2 separate regions of the Homo sapiens genome follow, and region 1 is linked to region 2. A link is a loop called in an ENCODE intact Hi-C map of the cell type or tissue named here. Cell type or tissue: OCI-LY7. All regions are shown on one strand. Links, peaks and the distances in the headings refer to the core of each region. The heading gives the core; the rest is flanking DNA. Region 1 overlaps TNRC18 (trinucleotide repeat containing 18). Region 2 overlaps TNRC18 (trinucleotide repeat containing 18).

What was found. Hi-C counts contacts between places; a loop is a spot of excess contacts. Peaks named below come from ENCODE experiments on the same cell type or tissue, not always from the same donor. Only the 100,000 strongest peaks of a DNase experiment are listed, where the experiment ranks them.
Region 1: it touches region 2 in a loop (2.0-fold over the local background); 3 of 110 quality-filtered maps call a loop at or near these places.

Annotation. Positions count from the first base shown.
Region 1 is chr7:5,325,890-5,336,489 of GRCh38, reverse strand. It overlaps TNRC18 (trinucleotide repeat containing 18), which reads left to right. Exons shown (of 30, transcript NM_001080495.3): 19 at 3,441-3,868. Among named protein-coding and RNA genes, the nearest start is that of SLC29A4, 48 kb to the right of the region's middle. In OCI-LY7, for the core only: no CTCF peak of the experiment used is centred there; DNase peaks (open chromatin) are centred at 4,929 and 8,639; H3K4me3 peaks cover 742 bases; H3K27ac peaks cover 1,195 bases.
Region 2 is chr7:5,392,089-5,402,688 of GRCh38, reverse strand. It overlaps TNRC18 (trinucleotide repeat containing 18), which reads left to right. Exons shown (of 30, transcript NM_001080495.3): 3 at 8,094-8,249. Among named protein-coding and RNA genes, the nearest start is that of TNRC18-AS1, 22 kb to the left of the region's middle. RefSeq lists enhancers at 764-1,265, 4,688-5,057. In OCI-LY7, for the core only: CTCF peaks have their summits at 5,850 and 6,049 (motif pointing left); DNase peaks (open chromatin) are centred at 4,788, 5,368 and 6,028; H3K4me3 peaks cover 1,725 bases; H3K27ac peaks cover 1,763 bases.

The DNA of each region.
Region 1 (10,600 bases), core at 1,449-9,448, 66 kb after region 2:
TTATAGGTGTGAGCCACTGTGCCTAGCCAGTTCTATACTTACAATTGGTTCATTTGGTTCTTTTCTGTTGTTTCTTTTTGTCCTTCCTATTTCTCTGGTGAAATTTTCATGCATTGAAAACAAGTTTTATTTCACCTCTTTGAGGATTTCAGAATCGTTGGCTGTTCTTTCCAACATGTGGTTCATCTCAGGGTCACGTTTAGTTGGTTTTCTTTTTTCTCTCTGGAATGTGATGCATTTTCTTGGTTCTTCATTTGTCTAGTAATTTTTTTTTTTTTTTTTTAAAACAGAGTCTCGCTCTGTTGCCCAGGCTGGAGTGCAGTGGTGTGATCTCTGCTCATGGCAACCTCCGCCTCCTGGGCTCAAGTAATTCTTGTGCCTCAGCATCCCAAGTAGCTGGAATTACAGATGCATGCCACCACGCCCAGATAATTTTTGTATTTTTTGTAGAGATGGGGTTTTGCCATGTTGGCCAGGCTGGTCTCAAACTCCTCACCTCAAGTGATCTGCCCGCCTTGGCCTCCCAAAGTGCTGGGATTATAGGTGTGAGCCACTGTGAATGGCCTTGTCTAGTAATTGCGGACTGTATCTTGGACATTGTGGGGCTGAGGTTGTGGAGAGTCAGAATGCCTTTTTTTTTTTTTTTTTTTTTTTCCAGTGAATATGATCTCCTTTGTTTTAGCAGATATTTCCTTGGTGGGACTTGAAGTCCAGTTTCTTAGGTGGTATCTCTGGCCTCTGTTCAGATCACTTTTTGCTGAGCCCTGGGCTGCTTGGAGTCTATTCTGTGTATAGGTAGTTTCAGGGCCATTTAGAGACACTGGGGAGAGAGAGAGCATGGGGACCTCTCTCTGGCTCCCTTTCTAATTTTTTTTTTTTTTTTTCTAGACGGAGTCTCACTCTGTCACCCAGACTGGAGTGCAGTGGCGCGATCTCAGCTCACTGCAACCTCTGCCTCCTGGTTCAGGCAATTTCCTGCCTCAGCCTCTTGAGTAGCTGGGACTACAGTGCCCACCACCATGCCTGGCTAATTTTTGTATTTTTATCAGAGATGGTGTTTCACCATGTTGGCCAGGCTGGTCTTGAACTCCTGACCTTGTGATCTGCCCAAATTGGCCTCCCAAAGTGTTGAGATTACAGGTGTGAGCCACTGTGCCTGGCCAAATTTTTTTTTTTTTTTTTTTTTTTGAGACAGATTCTCACTCTGTGGCCCAGGCTGTAGTGCAGTGGTGCAATGTCTGCTCACTGCAGCCTCCACCTCCGGGTCCAAGTGATTCTCCTGCCTAAGCCTCCCGAGTAGCTGGGACTATAGGCACCCGCCACCATGCCCGGCTAATTTTTGTATTTTTAGCAGAGACAGGTTTCTCACCATGTTAGCCAGGATGGTCTTGAACTCCTGACCTCAGGTGATCCGCCCGCCTTGACCTCCCAAAGGGCTGGGATTACAGTTGTGAGCCACTGTGCCTGGCCACTGGCTCGCTTTCTATTCTCTTCTGTGTTGCCAGTTTCTAGACTTCTCTTTCCTGGTGCTGAGGTCAGCGGGACTCTATTTCTTTTCTATGTGGGCCCCACCTTCCCTGCTGTGTGTGCCAAGAAGACCGTGTCTAGTGCCAGGGTAGAGGGTGCAGGGAGATCTGCCTCCTGTGACTTCACTCTCTGCCTTCCACGTGAGCCTCCTCTCTGTCTACTGTCCCTCCCTGCACCATACACAATGGGCCTGTGAAGGATTACGTACGCCAGGTGTTCCAGTGGATCTCTGGGGGGACTGTTACGGGGTGGTACCTCATTCTGTCATACCCAGAGCAGAGCGCTCATGCCTGTGGCCTGCACCCACATCAGCCTCAAAAGCCCCTTGCTGCCTCCTTGCACAGTGGAAAGTTGGAAAGTCTTGTTAGCAAAAGATTAATGATCACACCTGTAATCCCAGCACTTTGGGAGGCCGAGGCAGGCAGATCACAAGGTCAGGAGTTCGAGACCAGCCTGCCTAACACGGTGAAACCCCGTCTCTACTAAAAAAAAAAAAAAAAATGCCAGGCGTGGTGGCGGGCACCTGTAGTCCCAGCTACTCAGGAGGCTGAGGCAGGAGAATGGCATGAACCCGGGAAGCGGAGCTTGCAGTGAGCCGAGATCACGCCACTGCACTCCAGCCTGGGCGACAAAGCGAGACTCCGTCTCAAGAAAAAAAAAAAAAAGTTAATTAATAGGATTATTACACTTTGCTGGTGACTTTTTCCCACTGGGCAGCCCCCGCCAGCCCCTGTTGCTGTGGCTTCATCTACCGGGGCAGTGCAGAGCAAGCCTCTCACGGCTGCCCCCCGGGGTCAGTAGGCCTGGGATTGGGCCTTGGCTTTTCGGCTCCTGTGCTGGAGGATTTAAGGCAGACCACTGGCTCTCCCTGAGGTTGTTAACGCAAGGGACTGTCATAGAGATTGCATCCCTGAGTGAAGGCACCTTGGAGCCCCTGTCCTGGGGAGCAGTGCCATCTACGCCTCACTCACACTCTTTTCCTGGACACCAGCTCTGACCTGGGGCTTGAGCTGGAGATCCCAGAGAACTCGGATCTGCTTCCCAGGGTCAGGGCAGGCTGGGATAAGCTGGGACCTGGGCATGGACAGAAATGCGAAGGTGTGGCATTGCCTGTGACAACAGAGGTGCGGCCATAGAGGACTTCCCGGGTTGTGGGGTGGGTCTCCTTCTGAAGGACTTAGCGCCGTTCCAAGGAGAGGTCGGGGGAGCTGGTGCTTTGTGCATAGGGGATGGCAGAGAGCAAAGCTTGCAGCTGGGAATGAGTGGGGATGGTGGGTGCTGGGCGAGTGCTGGGTGGCTGTGCTCAGAGGCTGTGCATTCAAGCAGCCCGGGAGCTGGGACCCAGGATCCAGGACAGAGGGAAGCAGGGCCTTGGCTGTGCAATGGGTGGGGCCTGGGGTGGGAGGAGGGCTGCTGGGGTGGCCATGTCGTGTAGAGAGGGCAGTGGGAGTGGACGATTCCTGGGACCACCCAGTTCCGACAGGCAGCACCAAGAACGGGGGAGAGAAGGCGAGCGGGGCTTGGGGATTCTCTGCGGGTTTCCCCGCCTGCCTGCCTTAGAGGGCTGCTGCCCTGCAGGTGTGGGGCCCGTCCTGCCCAGCTGCCCTGGCTTCTGGGATTTCCACAAGTCACATGGGGTTTTGGAGGAGCTCAAGGGGCCCAGGATCTTCCCATGGGGCAAGGGGCTGGGAGCAGCGTCCGGGCAGCCGAGGCGGCGTAGGGACAGGCGTAGGGACAGGCGTGGTCCCGATGAGTCTTTCTCCTCTGGGCCTCAGTTTCCTCTCCTGGAAACGGGCAGAAGCGCTGCCATTGGCGGGGAGGTCCCGCCGGGGAGGAATGGTGTCCATGTGGCTGGGTGGGAGGGAAGGGGTCCCCACGAGGCTGTGACCAGCACGCCCTCCTCCCGCGTTCAGGCACAGAGTTCGAGTACACCGACTCAGAGAGCGAGGTCAAGGTGCGCAAGCGGTCGCCTGCGGGGCTGCTGCGGCCCAAGAAGGGGCTGGGGGAGCCGGGACCCTCCCTGGCCGCACCCACGCCTGGCGCCCGCGGTCCCGACCCCAGCAGCCCAGACAAGGCCAAGCTGGCGGTGGAGAAGGGGCGCAAGGCCCGGAAGCTGCGGGGCCCCAAGGAGCCTGGCTTCGAGGCGGGGCCCGAGGCCAGCGACGACGACCTGTGGACGCGGCGCCGCAGCGAGCGCATCTTCCTGCACGACGCCTCGGCTGCTGCACCTGCGCCCGTCAGCACCGCGCCCGCCACCAAGACCAGCCGCTGCGCCAAGGGCGGCCCCCTGAGCCCGCGCAAGGACGCCGGGCGTGCAAAGGACAGGAAGGACCCCAGGAAGGTAGGGGCCGCGCTGGGAGGGGGTGCCGCAGAAGGGTCCCTGGGGTTCCGTGAGGGAGGGGCCCTCTCCCCTCCCAGCCTAGGGAAGCGGCTTCACTGTTAATAACCATGTACTCGGCTCCAGGCCCGCCCGGAGCCCCTGCTAGGACTTAGCCACAGCAGGAGCTGGGCACCTGTTCCTTTGTTTCTTAAGAGTCAACTCTTGCTCTGTCACCAGGCTGGAGCGCAGTGGCCTGATCATGGCTCACTGCAGCCTTTACCTCCTGGCCTCTAGCAGTCCTCCTGCCTCAGCCTCCCAAATAGCTGGATCTTCAGACACATGTCACTGCACCTGGCTAATTTATTGTTTGTAGAGAGGGGATCTCGCTATGTTGCCCAGGCTGATCTTGAACTCCTGACCTTTAGTGATTCTTCTGCCCCAACCTCCCAAAATGCTGAGATTACAGGCATGAGCCACCATGCTTGACCACCCGTATCTTACAGAGGTCCTTACTCTCTTTTCTCCTGTCTCAGAAGACGACTTTAAAAAGTGAATAAGATACCTGGGACCCCAAAGGAAGACAGTGATAGTGACCATAGTTATCAAAATATTGAAAAGACCCTTCTGTGATATGGTACCTATACATTCCTTTAGGGATGTATTTAATTAATAAACACATCTGCCAATGGGTCTAGTAAATACCGTACTTAAAATTTTATTATTTTATATTTTAGAGACAGAGTCTCACTCTGTCACCCAGGCTGGAGTGCAGTGCTGTGATCATGGCTCACTGCAACCTTGAACTCTTGGGCTCAAGCAGCCCTCCCACCTCAGCCTCCTGAGTAGCTGGGACTACAGGTGCATACCACCGTGCCCAGCTAATTTTTAAATTTTAAGTATAGACAAGGTCTTGCTGCATTGCCCAGGCTGGTCTCAAACTCTGTTCTCCTGCCTCAGCCTCTCAAAGTGTTGAGATTCCAGGCGTGAGCCACTGCACCCGGCTAGTGCTGTACTTCTGAAGCAGTGTAAAGGATGTTTTAAGGTCCCTGGAGTAACTATTGTGTGCTGCAAGTCTCTGTGGTTTCCGTTGCTGCAAGACTCTGTGGTTTCACCGGCGCTGCTGGTACTTTTGTGGTTTGTGGCCTCCACTCTCACCTGAAGGAAAACCCCATTTTTTTTTTAGAGGTTAAAATGTGAAAATGCAGGTGGGATTTTCTTTCCTACCCATTTACAGATTTCCTAAATTCTCTCTATGAACACCCCAGATTAAGAAAACTTGCTTTTAGACAACTTTATAATCGGGCCTGTTACCCTTTTTGCACTGGCCACTAGGAAGCTGAGGGCCAGTTGCTTCCTCCTCCTATTTGGATGCGTTCAGACTTAACAGCTAGGTTTTGACGGTATTCTGTCAAAATACCTCTCCACCCTGAGCCCTTGATATAGGAGGAACCCTCAAATAAGGGTGACATTCTAGAGAAGATCACAAAAAAGATGAGAGTCACATTGATTTCCTGACAAAGGGGTAGTAGTGAGGAAGGGGCCAGTGTAAGCACCATCCATAGGCACCTTGGATTTGTGCTCTTGTCTCCTGGTGGCAGAGGCCATCTCAGGTTTTTGAAGGCCTTGCAGGACAGGTGTCACAATTAGTCACAATAATAATAATGATTCAGCCGGGCACGGTGGCACACACCTGTAATCCCAGCACTTTGGGAGGCCAAGGTGGGTGGATCACTTGAGGTCAGGAGTTTGAGACCAGCCTGGCCAACATGACGAAATCCTGTCTCTACTAAAAAATACAAAAATTAGCCAGGCATGGTGGCGGGTGCCTGTAATCCCAGCTACTCAGGAGGCTGAGGCAGGAGAATCTCTTGAGCCCGGAAGGCGGAGGTTGCAGTGAGCTGAGATTGTGCCACTGCACTCCAGCCTGGGCGACAGAGTGAGACTCTGTCTCCAAAAATAAAATAATAATGCTACCAGGTAGCACATAGTAGGCCCAGACATGTTCTAACCCCTTCACTTCACACACTTACCATGCAGGACTGTGTGAAGTGGGTTTCTCCTATGAACCGCTCTCTATAGGTGGCTCACATATGGACAGGCACCAGACTGGCTGCGGTGGCTCACGCCTGCAATCCCAGCACTTTGAGGTGGGAGGATCCCTTGAGGCCAGGAGTTTTGAGACTGGCCTGGGCAACACAGCAAGACCCTGCCTCTACCAAAAAAAAAAAACAACAAAAAAACAATTAGCTGGGAGTGGTGGTGATCAGTGCCTATAGTCCCACCTACTCTGGAAGCTGGGGCAGGGGGATTGCTTGAGCCCAGGAGGTGAAGGCTGCAGTGAGCTATGATCATACTGCCTCACTCCAGCCTAGGCAACAGAACCCACAACTCTGTCTCAAAATAAAGAAAAAGGCTGTTTGCAGTGGCTCATTCCTGTAATCCTAGCACTTTGGGAGGCCGAGGTGGGCAGATCACCTGAGGTCAGGAGTTCAAGACCAGCCTGGTCAACATGGTGAAACTCCGTTTCTACTAAAAATAAAAAAATTAGCTGGGTGTGTTGGGGGGCACCTACCACACATTAACAGTGTCTGTTCTTGGGATGCTGAGATGTGGGGTGATTTTCCTTGGGTGTCTGAGCCTCCATTTGTCAACAATGAATCTGTTCTGTTCCAGGTTCCTGCTACAGTATCAAAAGGCAGACACTGGGTGAGCCTCTGGTATTATAGCTGGATATAATAGCTGGGTATTCAGCTGTTCAGATGCCAGGAATTGGAAACCCTGGGCCTCCAACAGAAGGAACTCTTGGGAAAGGCCCAAAGAGGCAATGTAGTCCAGTGGTTAAGGAGCCAGAACTGAAGCTAAAGCTACGTCCCCAGTGTTCAAAGCCCAACTCTATTGATCATTCCCTGCTGTAACCTTGGACAGATAGCTATCCTTTTTTTTTTTTTTTTTTTTTTTTTGAGACGGAGTCTCACTGTGTCGCCCAGGCTGAAGTGCAGTGGCACAAACTCGGCTCACTGCAACCTCCGCCTCCCAGGTTCAAGCAGTTCTCCTGCCTCAGCCTCCCAAGTAGCTGAGATTACAGGTGCCCACCACCATGCCCAGCTAATTTTTGTATTTTAGTAGAAACATGGTTTCACCATGTTGGTCAGGCTGATCTTGAACTCCTGACCTCAAATGATCTGCCCACCTCAGCCTCCCAAAGTGCTGGGATTACAGTTGTGGGCCACCGCTCCTGGCTGTATTCTGCTTTTCAGACTTAGTTCAGTCTGTGTTATATCATGTGTACTGCCACATGGGATGGGCTTTTACTTTTATTTTCTATCTTTTTTTTTTTTTTAAAGACAGAATCTGTCCTACTGCCCAGACTGGAGTACAGTGGTGAGATCTTGGCTCGCTGAAACCTCTGCCTCCCAGATTAAAGCGATTCTCTTGCCTCAGCCTCCCGAGTAGCTGGGATCACAGGCGCTCACCACCATGCTCGGCTCACTTTTGTATTTTTAGTAGAGACAAGGTTTCGCCATGTTGGCCAGTCTCGTCTCGAACTCCTGACCTCAGGTGATCGGCCCACCTCAGCCTCCCAATGTGTTGCGATTATAGGCATGAGCCACCACGCCTGGCCTTCTATCAATATTTTTATTGTATTTATTTATAAGAGACAGAGTCTTGCTCTGTTTCCCAGTCTGGAGTGCAGTGGTGATTGTAGCTGACTGCAGCCTCAAATTTCCAAGTTCGAGCAGTTTTCCTGCCTCAGTCTCCTCTGAGTAGGTGGGACCACAGTGGCACACCAACACACCTTGCTAATTTTTCTTTTAATAAGAGACGGTGGTCTCAGCCGGGCGCAATGGCTCATACCTGTAATCCCAGCACTTTGGGAGGCCGAGGCGGGTGGATCACGAGGTCAGGAGTTCGAGACCAGCCTAGCCAATATGGTGAAACCCCGCCTCTACTAAAAAAATACAAAAAAGTAGCCGGGTGTGGTGGCGGTCACCTGTAGTCCTAGCTACTCGGGAGGCCGAGGCAGAAGAATCGCTCGAACCCAGGAGGCGGAGGTTGCAGTGAGCCGAGATTGTGCCACTGCACTCCAGCCTGGGTGGCAGAGCGAGACTCTGTCTCAAAAAAAAAAAAAAGGCGGCGGCGGGGAAGGTGGTCTCACTGTGTTGCCCAGGCTGGTTTCAAACTCTTGGGCTCAAGTGATCCTCCTGCCTCGACCTCCCAAAGTGCTGGGATTACAGGTGTATACCACCACGTCTGACTAATTAAAAAAAAATTATTTTCGTGCAGATGGGGTGGGGTCTCCTTATGTTGCCCAGGATGGTCTTGAACTCCTGGGCTCAAGCAGTCCTCCTGCCTTGGCCTCCCGAAGCGTTGGGATTACAGGCGTGAGCCACCACACCTGGACATCAGTATTTTTTTTGTTTTTTGCGACAGAGTCTCACTCTTGTGGCCCAGGCTGGAGTACAGTGGTGCAACCTCAGCTCACTGCAACCTCTGCCTCCCGGGTTCAAGTGATTCTCTTGTCTCAGCCTCCAGAGTAGCTGGGATTACAGGCTCGTGCCCTCACGCCTAATTTTTGTATTTTTAGTAGAGACGGGGTTTCACCATGTTGGCTGGGCTGGTCTCGAACTCCTGGCCTCAAGTGATCCGCCTGCCTTGGCTTCCCGAAGTGCTGGGATTACAGGCGTGAGCCACCGCGCCTGGCTGTCAGTATTTTTAAATGGTTGAATGCCATCCCACTGCCTGCCTGTCTCCTGCCACTGACCCTGCTGGCGGTTGGTGGTTTGGGTGGTGATGGTGTTTTGCTGTCATAGTTACCAAAGCAGGCAGCGTCTCTGTTTTGCATACAGAACTTCTATCACGTCGGAAGTTATTTTCTTATTTACTTTATGTTTTTTTTACAAAAAAGTAGGGGAAGGCACCCAGCCGTGGGTTTTCAGATCAAAGGGAAAGAAACAGTTACTGGCTTTATCTGATTATAACAGTAATTTGGAAGATAAAGAAAAGAAAAATCCATTCAGGCCTTTTTTTTTCTGCTGTCATTTCCTTTTGTTTCCCTGTGGGTACAGCTGCAGGGACATGTACCAGGAGCTGCAGCTATCTGCTTAATGACGGATCCCAGAGATAAGGGGACAGCGCCACTAACATTCTTTCAGCGCCTAAGATGCCTCTGATTCCAGAAGGATGACTTGCATTAAAGAGTTCAGCAGCAACAAGAAAATAAAACACACAGACACACACACACACACACACACACACACACACACACACACGCACAAACACACACATATATATTTTTCCCCCCCAAAATGGGGATTAAACTGTATATTCTTTTTCCCTAGAACATACCATTTTTTGTTTCTTTTAATGCTCTCTGCTTTGACTTTCATTTTGGATATGGACGCTGTGACTTCTGTTGTTGTCTTGGTAGCATTTGACCATTGTTATCTTTATTTATTACTTTTCTACCTCTCCTGGCCTTGGCCATTTGTTTTGGTGGTTGTTGTTGTTTGTTTGTTTTTTGACACAGAGTCTCACTCTGTCGCCCAGGCTGGAGTGCAGTGGCACGATGTCGGCTCACTGTAACGTCCGTCTCCTGGTTCAAGCGATTCTCCTGCCTCAGCCTCCCGAGTAGCTGGGACTACAGGCGTGTGCCACCATGCCCAGCTACTTTTTTATATTTTTAGTAGAGATGGGGTTTCACCGTGTTAGCCAGGATGGTCTCGATCTCCTGACCTCGTGATCCGCCCGCCTCGGCCTCCCAAAGTGCTGGGATTACAGGCAGGAGCCACTGCACCTGGCCTTTTTTTTTTTTTCCTTAATTTTATTTTATTTTTGAGACGGAGTTTTGCTCTTTTTTGCCCAGGCTGGAGTGTGGTGGCGCGATCTCGGCTCACTGCAACCTCCGCCTACCGGGTGCAAGTGATGATTCTGCCTCAGCCACCCGAGTAGCTGAGATTACAGGCACCCGCCACCATGCCCAGCTAATGGCCATTTGTTTTAGACGTGTCCCTTTTAGAAAGTGTAGATTTTTTAGCTGGGCATGGCGGTACATGTCTGTAGTCCAAGCTACTTGGGAGGCTGAGGCAGGAGGATTGCTTGAGCCCAGGAGGTTGAGGCTATCAGTCAGCTGTCATTGTGCCATGGCACTCCAGCCTGGGCAACACAGCCAGACCCTGTCTCAAAAACAACAACAAAACAGAGAGTGAAAAAACGGAGGCAGCCTACAGGCCCTTCTCATCGCGGGGGTGGTTAAAGTAAGTGCATTAGGGTTTCTCCATACCTTGGCTCAATAGGCTGCTGTTAAAATGAAGCTCCTTTCATATGTATCAGTCATGTTGAGGGGAAACGTTGCAAAGCAGGACTGTTGGTAAATTCCCACTTTTTTTTTTTTAAAATACTGTGTGTGCATGGTTGTGTCTGCGTAGCCTTCATATTTACACGGTTGTGTGTGCTTGTGGAAAGTTCTAGAAGGATACACCATGCTGTTACTAGTAGCTGACTCTGTGGAGTTGGTAGGAGGGTCACTGGAGAGGAACTTGCAACATATATACACTTCAGTGGTGTCTTTTTTGGGCAGACGGGGCAACAAGTAATATATACTAGTAATAAGATAATACACGTTAAAAACAGCCTGTAATCCCAGCACTTTGGAAGGCCAAGGCGGGAGGATTGCTTGAGACCAGGAGTTTGAGACCAGCCTGGGCAACATAGCAAGACCCTGTCTCTAAAAAAATAAAAACTTAGCTGGGTGTG
Region 2 (10,600 bases), core at 1,670-9,669:
AGAGATGCGGTTTCACCACGTTGACCAGGCTGGTCTTGAACTCTTGACCTCAGGTGATCTGCCTGCCTCGGCCTCCCAAAGTGCTGGGATTACAGGCGTGAGCCACTGCGCCCAGCCGCATAAATATTATTTTCTAATTTTTTTTTTTGTCTTTTTGAGACAGGGTCTCGCTCTGTCACAGGCTGGAGTGTGGTGGCGCGATCTCGGCTCACTGCGACCTCCGCCTCCTGGGCTCAAGTCATTCTCCCACCTCAGCCTCCTGAGTAGCTGGGATTACAGGCCCACACCGCCATGCATGGCTAATTGTTTTTAATTTTTGTAGAGATGGAGTTTCACCGTGTTGCCCAGGCTGGTCTCAAACTCCTGACCTCAAGTGATCTGCCTGCCTTGGCCTCCCAAAGTGCTGGGATTACAGGCATGAGTCACTGTGCCTGGCCTAAAAAAAATTTTTTTGGGATGGGGTCTTGCTCTGTTGCCCAGGCTGTTCTTTTTTTTTTTTTTTTTTTTTTTGAGACAGAGTCTCGCTGTGTTGCCCAGGCTGGAGTACAGTGGCATGATCTCAGCTCACGGCATGCTCCGCCTCCCGGGTTCATGCCGTTCTCCTGCCTCAGCCTCCGGAGTAGCTGGGACTACAGGGGCCCGCCACCACGCCCAGCTAATTTTTTCTTTTTGTTTTTAGTAGAGACGGGGTTTCACCGTGTTAGCCAGGATGGTCTTGATCTGCTGACCTTGTGAGCTGCCCGCCTCGGCCTCCCAAAGTGCTGGGATTACAGGTGTGAGCCACCACGCCCGGCCAACCAGGCCGTTCTTAAGCTCCCGGCGGTCCTCCCACTTTGGCCTTCCAAAGTGTTGAGATTACAGGCATGAGCCACTGTGCCCAGTTCCTACCGTAAATACTACTTGAGTACCTCCGATGTGCAGCATAGGACTAGGAATAAAAAATAACTCGTAGCATACCTAGTAATGCTGGGGTGAGCAGTCTAGCCAAATGTGGCCCACGTCTTGTTTTTGTAAATAAAGTTTTATTGGTACAGAGCAACGCCCAATCGTTTACTGTCTGGGTGCTTTCCTGGCAACAGGCAGCAGACACCCTTTCAAAGAAAAGCTTGCTGTCTTCAGTGGGCAGAGACAATAAGGAACTAACACCTGTGATAACAGGTGATAAGCAGTGGAGAAAAACATTTCAGGAAAGGGCGTGGCAGGGTAAGTTGCAATGTGAAAAAGGACAGGGAAGGCTGAGCTGTAAGAGAAGGGAGTGAAGGAGTTAGGGTATAGACAGGCGGGAGTGTGCAGGGTCTTCCCTGTATATCTGGAGGGAGGACCTGATTCAGGGCGAGGGGCAGAGGTGGGCCGGAGCTACTCTGGACTAGCCCATTGGCAGTGACAAAGCCTTCTGGTTCTTTGCTGTTTAAGGAACTTATATCCCTATCATGATCACATGCAGCCCCCCCGCCCCCCCCCGACTCGAACCAGGGAGGACTTCAGGTGCCCACCATACAGTTTCTAGAAGGGTCCCCAGCAACTACTGTTGCAGAGGGAAGATTGCATTGGTGGGCCAGACATGGTGGGTGAGTCACTCGGCCTCCCAAAGCATTGGGATTACAGGCGTGAGCCACCGCACCTGGCCTTAGTTTTAATTTTTAATAAATTTTTTTTGAGACAGGGTCTTGCTCTGTCTCCCAGGCTGCACGAAATCTCAGCTCACTGCAGCCTCAGCCTCCTGTGCTCGAGCAATCCTCCCACCTCAGCTTCCAGGGTAGCTGGGTTACAGGCGTGCACCACCACACCCGGTTAATTTTTTTGTATTTTTTTGTAGAGATAAGAGTCTCTATCAGCCCAGGCTGGTCTTGAACTCCTGGGCTGAAGTGATCTGCTGCCCACCTTGACCTCTGGTAGTGCTGAGATTAAAGGTGTGAGCCACCACGCCAGGCTACAGCTTGCATTTTTTTCATGGAGGTGAAATTCACGTGGCATACAATTAACCATTTGAAATGTGTATACTTTAGTGGTGTTTGGTGTATTCATCCTGTGTAATCACCAGCTATCTATGGTTTCAAAATTGAATATTTATTTATTTGAGAGAGAGTCTCACTCTGTCGCCCAGGCTGGAGTGCAGTGGCGTGATCTCGGCTCACTGCACCTTCCACCTCCTAGGTTCAAGTGATTCTCCTTCCTAAAAACCTCCCGAGTAGCTGGGACTATAGGGACACGACACCATGCCCGGCTAATTTTTGTATTTTAAATAGAGACGGAGTTTCACCATGTTGGTCAGGCTGGTCTAGAACCCCTGACCTCAGGTGATCCGCCCGCCTCTGCCTCCCAAAGTGCTGTGATTACAGGCATGAGCCACCACTCCCAGCTCTGAATTTTTGTTTTAAGCAAGGACAAATGGCATTTGGCTAGAAGCAGACACGGACTCTGACCTTGTAGTAGGTGCTTTTAGCTTCTCTGAGCTCCAGGGTTTGTAACCATAAATAATAACAATAATCATAGACCAGGCTCAATGGCTCAGGTCTGTCATCCCAGCACTTTGGGAGGCCGAGGTGGGAGGATCGCTTGAGCCCAGGAATTCTAGACCCCAGACTTCGCAACATAGTGAGATCCTGACTCTACGAAAAAGAAAAAATAAAAATGAGCTGTACATGGTGGTGCACACCTGCAGTCCCAGCTACTCAGGAGGCAAAGGTGGGGCGATTGCTTGAGCCCGGGAGGTTGAGGCTGCAGTGAGTCATGATCGCACCACCTCAGCTCCCCAGGTAGCTGGGACTATAGGCGCCTGCCACCACGCCCAGCTAATTTTTGTATTTATAGTAGAGACGGGGCGGGGGCGGGGGGTGGTTTTCGCCATGTTGGCCAGGCTGGTCTCGAACTCCTGACCTCAAGTGATCCACGATCCACCCGCCTAGGCCTCCCAAAGTGCTGGTATTATAGGTGTGAGCCATCGTGCCGGCTGTGTGTTTTAGGTTTTTTTGTTTTTGTTTTTGAGACACAGTGTCGCACTGTTGCCCAGGCTGGAGTGCAGTGGCGCGATCTTGGCTCACTGCAGCCTCTGCCTCCTGGGTTCAAGCAATTCCCCTGCCTCAGCCTCCTGAGTAGCTGGGATTACAGTTGTGTGCCACCACGCCCGGCTAATTTTGTATTATTGGTAGAGATGGGGTTTTACCATGTCTGCCAGGCTGAACTCCTGGCCTCAAGTGATCTGCCCGCCTCGTCCTCCCAAAGTGCTGGGATTATAGGTGTGAGCCACTGTGCCCAGGTGTGTGTTTTAGGTTTTGACGGTCATTGGTCTTAGCTTCTAAGGTGTCGGGTGAGATAATAACTGGGGTGAGTAGGCGGCAGCCAGTTACTTGATTTGGGGAGCCAGGTCTTGAGCTCAGCCTAGGGCGAGAGGCAGGGAGACCCCCATACCGCAGGTTGGTATGAGGGATTCCAGTCAAGTCTTTCGAGAGGCCAGTGAGCTCTGGGCCTAACTCAGTGCCCCCTGGCACCCTGAGGCTTGCATCCTTCTTGGTGAAACGGGGGGATGGCAACTGCTCGGTCCTTGGGTGTGGGTGTGAGCAGTGGGTGGGGCAGGGGGGCACTGTGGGGGCTTGGAGTATAGTCTAGAGATGGAAGGAGACCAGGCAGGATGGCCTGGCATGGGCTGTGCTTCTTCGGGGTTTATTTTAGAGCCTCTTTTGTGAGTTGCGGGATGCCTTGATCCTCTCCTCACCCTAATGTGTATCTCTTTGCGTTGGCCCTGGGAACATTGGAAATCACATTTATGGCTGGACAGGGTGGCTCATGCCTGTAATCCCAGCACTTTGGGAGGCCAAGGCAGGAGGATCGCACGAGGCCAGGAGTTTGAGACCAGCCTGGGCAACATAGTAAGACCCCATCTCTACAAAAAAGAGAAAGAAAAAAATTAGTGGGGTGTGATGGTGTGTGCCTGTGGTCCCTGCTACCCAGGAGGCTGAGGCTGGAGGATTGATTGAGCTCAGGAGTTGGAGGCTGTAGTGAGCTATGATTGAGCCACTGCACTACAGCCTGGGTGAACAGAGAGAGACCCTGTCTTTAAAAAAAAGAAAAGAGGCCGGGCACGGTGGCTCATGCCTGTAATCCCAGCACTTTGGGAGGCCAAGGCAGGAGGATTGCTTGAGGCCTGCAGTTTGAGACCAGCCTGGGCAACATCGCAAGACCTCATCTCTGCAAAAAAGAAAAAGAAAAAAATTAGCTGGGTGGCCAGGCACGGTGGCTCACGCCTGTAATCCCAGCACTTTGGGAGGATGAGGCGGGTGGATCACCTGAGGTTGGGAGTTCGAGACCAGCCTGACCAACATTGAGAAACCTCATCTTTACTAAAAATACAAAATTAGCCAGGCGTCGTGGGGTATACCTGTAATCCCAGCTACTTGGGAGGCTGAGGCAGGAGAAACACTTGAACCCGGGTGGCGGAAGGTGCGGTGAGCCGAGATCGCGCCATTGCACTCCACCCTGGGCAACAAGAGCGAAACTCCCATCTCAAAAAAAAAAAAATTTTTTTTTGCTGGGCCTGATGATGTGTGCCTGTGGTCCCAGCTACCCAAGAGGCTGAGGCTGGAGGATTGATTGAGCTCAGGAGTTGGAGGCTGCAGCGAGCTATGATCGAGCCACTGCACTGCAGCCTGGGTGAATTGAACAGAGTGAGACCCTGTCTCTAAAAAAAGAAACAACACTCGTGCAATTGGGTAATCCCAAATAGAAGTATGTCCTGGGTGGCAGGTCACAGGTGGCAGGTTCCAGCCACTGTGATATGGCAGGAAGTAAGGAAGATAGTCCCCGCCCTCAAGGAGGGAACTGTCTCTCGGGGAAGACAGAGGCATGAAATCCACAAGGAGGCTGGCAGATCTGTTTCCGAGGGGTTGTGGGTGGTCACAGGTCACTTGGGGCCTGCTTGGGTCGTGTGGCTGTTGGAGGCTTCTCTGGGGCCCAGGGAGACCCGAGGTGGGAGTGAAGGAGGAGCATTCTAGGAGGCCTGGGAGTTCGTGCCTGACGGGCCAGGCGGGAAAGGGGCAGGCTCCTGACGTGACCAGGGAGAAGTTTGTTTGTTCTGGAGAGTGAGGTGAGGGGGGTGGCACGCTGGCCTCATCGCCATAGCTGAGTGGGGATTGTGTGTCCATTTTACAGAGTGGCAGACTGAGGCACTGAGAACGGCACTGCCTTGCTGGGGATGCTGGGGGTTCCCGGCTGCCCCGCCCAGCCTGGGAGGAGGGGCTTTGGGTGCCATTGAGCCCTGTGGTGGGCAGGAGCCGTTGGCTGGCATCCGGGCCTGGGTGCTGCTGGGCGGGTTTCACAAGCCCGGGCAGGGGCCGGCCTGGGCCATTAGGCTTCCGTGCAGCCTGCGGCAGGAAGAGCTGGCGGCTGATGTAAGCTCTTGCGCAAACCCTGGCTGCTGGCTTCCGGAGCCTTCTACCCACCCGCCTGCCACAGCAAGGCGGAAGCCCGGGGCTCAGCAGGGCTTGGAGGCCCTGCTGCCCCGGCTTGGGCCGCATGGATGAACTGACTGGCCACCGAGGCCCCGGGGCCCGAGGGCTTGGCGCTGGAGTCCGGTGAGGGGGCTGGGCCTGGCTGGACTGGAGTGTTGGGGGCCGGACACGGGGTGGTGGTGATGGCGTGTGGCCCGAGGGCACCCCTTGCTGCTCTGCCCACTCCTGTCTTTGGGGCCCAAGGTGGAGGCCCTGCCCTTCTTTGCCTCAGTTTCCCCACATGTACCCCAAAGAAGATGGGTTGGATATTCTGGGATCCTGTGCCCCTGGGAGGCGGTCAGTGAGCACTTGTATACAGGCCCTTTATTGGGGAGAAGGGAGGCACTGGGGACTCAGAGGCTGGACTGGGATCTGTGAGCTCCCACAGGCTGGACCGGGGCCATCTAGGAGCCCACATCTCCTGCAAAGCCACATAACTTATCCATGCCCCCTGTAAACAGTGCTCACAACACAGGGCCTTAAAGGAGGTAGCTCTAGGGTACACACGGAATCCCTCCGCTGGGGGCTGGCCAGTGGTAGCACCCAGCTGGAGGTGCTTTGCTGCCACCTCCTGAGGGTGTTGCTGGGAGGATTTGAAATCAGCTGCACGGTGCCTGGTGCATTCCAGCTTTTAGCGAATGGGTGCCATGGCTGGTTATTGTTATTATTTATATTTTGAGTCCAGGTCTTGTTCTGTCGCCTGGATTGGAGTGCAGTGTTGTAATTGCAGTCACAGCTCACTGCAGTCTCCCAGCTCCTGGGCTCAACCCATCCTCTCGCCTCAGCCTCCAGAGACTATAGGCGAGAGCCACCTTGCCCGGCCTGTTGTCATTATTTATCATTATATTGTTTTTTTTTGAGACGGAGTCTCACTCTGTTGCCCAGGCGGGAGTGCAGTGGCACGATCTCAGCTCACTGCAACCTCCACCTCCTGGGTTCAAGTGATTCTCCTGCCTCAGCCTCCCGAGTAGCTAAAATTACAGGTGCCTGCCACCACGCCCAGCTAATTTTTTGCATTTTTTTTTTTTTTTTTTTGAGACAGAGTCTCTCTCTGTCGCCCAGGCTGGAGTGCAGTGGAGCGATCTCGGCTCACTGCAACCTCCGCCTCCGGGCTTCAAGTGATTCTCCTGCCTCAGCCTCCCGAGTAGCTAAAATTACAGGTGCCCGCCACCACGCCCAGCTAATTTTTAGCATTTTTTTTTTTTTTTTGAGACGGAGTCTCTCTCTGTCGCCCAGGCTGGAGTGCAGTGGAGCGATCTCAGCTCACTGCAACCTCCGCCTCCCAGCTTCAAGCGATTCTCCTGCCTCAGCCTCCCGTGTAGCTGGGACTACAGGTGCCCGCCACCACATCCAGCTAATTTTTTGTATTTGTCTTTTTAGTAGGGGCGGGGTTTCACCATGTTGGTGAGGCTGGTCTCTAACTCCTGACCTTGTGATTCGCCTGCCTTGGCCTCCCAGAGTGCTGGGATTATAGGCTTGAGCCACCGTGTTCGGCCTCATTATATTGTCATTGTGGTTAAACACATGCTTCCTTCCCTATCATTCCCGAAGGGAGGCATGTTTATCTCCATTTTGTTGATGTGCAAACCGAGACCTGGTAAGGGAAGCCCCGTGCGCCAGGGCCTGCATGCTTCTCTCTGACCTGTGACCCAGAGGCCTGCCAGGGTCTTCCCTTAGAGGGGATGGCGTTTGGGGCTCGTGGGACAGAGCCCCTGGGTGGCAGCTGGGAGGCACCCTGTCCGATGTGGGCCTGGCCACGTGGGGCATGGCGGGGCTGGCTGTGGCTTCCACCCAGGCCCTGCTGATTTCCATCATGTTTCTGAGCAGCAGTCTGCCCCGTGGCCCCTATTGGCAGTGACCCCGGGGTGGGGCCTGCTGTCTGGAGGGGTTGCCCTCCACGGGGCTCCCTTAGCGGCCCCCACGCCTGCCGCTCCATTCATCACGGATTCATTCCCTAAGCCACTGTGGCTCGGTGGTGCCAGCCATGGGCTGGGGGACACCCTGCAGGGCTGCATTCTGAGTCCCTGCTTTCTGGCTGTGTGACCTGGCACTTCCCATCTCTGAGCCTCACCTTCTTTTTCTGTGAAATGGGCACACGGGGCTGGCTAGGGCTGCTGTGGGAGGTGATTCTCTGGCTGGAGGGTGGGTGTCCTCTCTGGGCCTGCAGAGCTCAGCATATGAGCCCCCCGCCTGTAAGTCCCCCACCGCCTTGCCCTGTGGCCTCTGGAAGTCCCAGTGCGCCACCGACTTCAGGATTCCACCTGCAGATGGGGAGAATGGTGCCGGGCCGGATCTGGGCTGGTTGGGCGGCAGGGGTGGAAGGCCCTCCTCCGAGGGTGCGGGGTGCCCAGGGCTGAGGGTCTGCTGTGGGGGGCTTCCTGCCGTATTGTGCTTTCTCAAGCCCTGGGTCTGGTTGGGTTGATCCAGGACCATCTTGCAGCCCAGGGGTGGGGCCGGAGCAGGGGAACCCTCTTTGGTCTCCTGGCCAGCATCAGCTCCACACAGCTGGGGAGAGGCGGCGGTCTCGGGGCGGTGGGTCGGGGCGGTGGGCTGGGGCGGCGGCGCCTCCCTGGTTGTCTGCCTGACGGTCCTCCCAACTTCTCTCTGCAGGCGAGGCCTTCTTGGGCAGCTTTGTGGCCAGCGGGATGGGGCCCTCGGCCTCGTCCCATGGGAGCCCAGTGCCACTGCCCTCTGACCTGTCTTTCCGCTCCCCAACCCCTAGCAACCTGCCCATGGTGCAGCTGTGGGCCGCCCACGCCCATGAAGGTAAGGAACATGCCGGGGTCGGGGCTGAGGGCTGCTGGGCTGACGTCCCAGCCACTCTGGCCACTTCATGTGCCCCTCTGTTGTCATCGCTGAGCTGGGGCTGGTGGGTCCCAGGTCACCTGGCTTCCCTGTTGTTTCTCAAACGCTCAGGGCTTCTTCTTGTCACTGTCACAGGGCATTTGTATGAGCTGTTTCCTCTCCTTTCAGCCTGACACCCCATGCCACAGACCACCTTCCAGTCCTCCTCCGGCTCAGCTCAGAGACCCCCTCTTCCGCACCCACTTCCATCACTTGCTTGTGACGACAGATTATCTCATCATTCATGAACTACCCGCTTTCCCACCGGAGTGAGCCCTGAGTTCAGGGCCTAGTGTGATCTACTCAGCACTGTATCCCTGGTACACAGTAGGCTCATTAATAATTACAGGAGCAGGCCGGGCATGGTGGCTCACAGCTGTAATCCCAACAGTTTGGGAGGTGGAGGTGGGAAGATCACCTGAGGGCAGGAGTTCGAGACCAGCCTGGGCAACATAGCAAGACCCCATCTCCACAAAAAAAATTTCCCAGAGCGGGGGGACCTGGGGCTGTTGGGGCCTTTTCTTCTGCATTTCTGCAGCCATGCCCCTCAATGTAGGGGCTCTGCAGGCCTGGCTTCCCCGGGGTCGTGAGCAGATTCTGGATTTCTCTAGAGCCTCACTTTGATTTTCTGCCTGCAAAGGAATGGGCCTGCAGACCTCCAAGCTCCTCTGTCTTCTCTGGCTTTGACAGGTTCTGGATGTTGGGCGCTAGGTACTTCCTTCTCCCTCCTCCCTCCTTCCTCCTTCCTCCTCCCAGGTGTCCTGTAGGTGCTCGTGGTTCCTGGAAGGTTGCAGCCCTGGAGCTCCTGCTGCAGGCTTAGGGCTCTTCCGGCCCTCCCCAGCCACTCTCCCTCCACTTCCTCCTGCGGGGCCAGGTCTGACCGTCATCCCGAATCCTGCGGCTGCTGTGTTCAGCCCAGGAGGAGACAGGTTCAGCCAGAGGCGTCTCTAGTCACAGGACCCCATCCAGTCCTTACAGTACTTTGCCCATTGTACAGATGAGGTCAGCGAGTCTGCTCTTCCTGGACACTCTGGGGAAGGCATCTGAATCCAGGCACGAGGGTGCCCAGCCTGCACAGAGTGGGCCTTCTAGGCTGGGGTCGCACCTGAGCCTCCCACTTTAACCAGCCAAGGCAGATGCCAGAGGGTCTGGATGAGGAGAGCCTGCCTCTCGGGACTGTCTGCCACCAGCTCACTACCTCTCTGTCCCTGAGACTTTTCTCTTTGGCCAACAAATCCTAGTGATGACCACAAACACACAGGGTGCTTACCACAGCCCAGTGCACACTCAGCTCACTTCAGCCTCAGAGCCAGCCCTGCCCGGGGGAGGGACTGTTAGGCCCTTTTTTTTGAGACAGGGTCTTGCTCTGTCGCCCAGACTGGAGTGCAGTGGTGCAATCTCAGCTCACTGCAACCTCCGCCTCCCAGGCTCAAGCCATTCTCCCACCTCAGCCTCCTGAGTAGCTGCGACTACAGGTGCACACCATCACGCCCGGTTAACTACTGTATTCGTTTTTGGTGGAGTTGGGGTTTCACCATGTGTCCCAGGCTGGTCTTGAACTGCTAGGCTCAAGCGATCGTCCCACCTTGACCTCCCAAAGTGCTGGGATTACAGGCATGAGCCACTGTGCCCGGCCTATTAAGCCCATTAGGTCCATTTTACAGACGGGAGAGCAGAGACCTGATGCCTGTGTGGGAGAGCTGTTTTTTTATTGTTGGTTGTATTTTACTTATTTATTTATTTTTTGAAATGGAGTCTTGCTCTGTCGCCCAGGCTAGAGTATATAGTGGCACAATCTTGGCTCACTGCAACCTCTACCTCCCGGGTTCAAGCAATTCTCCTGCCTCAGCCTCCTGAGTAGCTGGGATTACAGGCGTGCGCCACCACGCCTGGCTAATTTTTGTATTTTTAGTACAGACAGGGCTTTACCATGTTGGTCAGGCTGATCTCGGTTCACTGCAACCTCTGCCTCCTGAGTTCAAGAGATCCTCCTGCCACAGCCTCCTGAGGAGCTGGGACTACAGGCGCCTGCTACCACACCCGTCTAATTTTTTGTATTTTTAGTAGAGATGGGGTTTCCCCATGTTGATCAGGCTGGTCTCGAACTCCTGACCTCGTGATCCACCCAACTCGGCCTCCCAAAATGCTGGGATTACAGGCATGAGCCACTGCTCCGGCTGGGAGTGCTGTTTGAATGATTGGATGAGAGAACAGGTATCGGGTAGCCCTTTTGTTTGTGGGTGTTGTCAATGGCATGATTATTGACAAGGCGG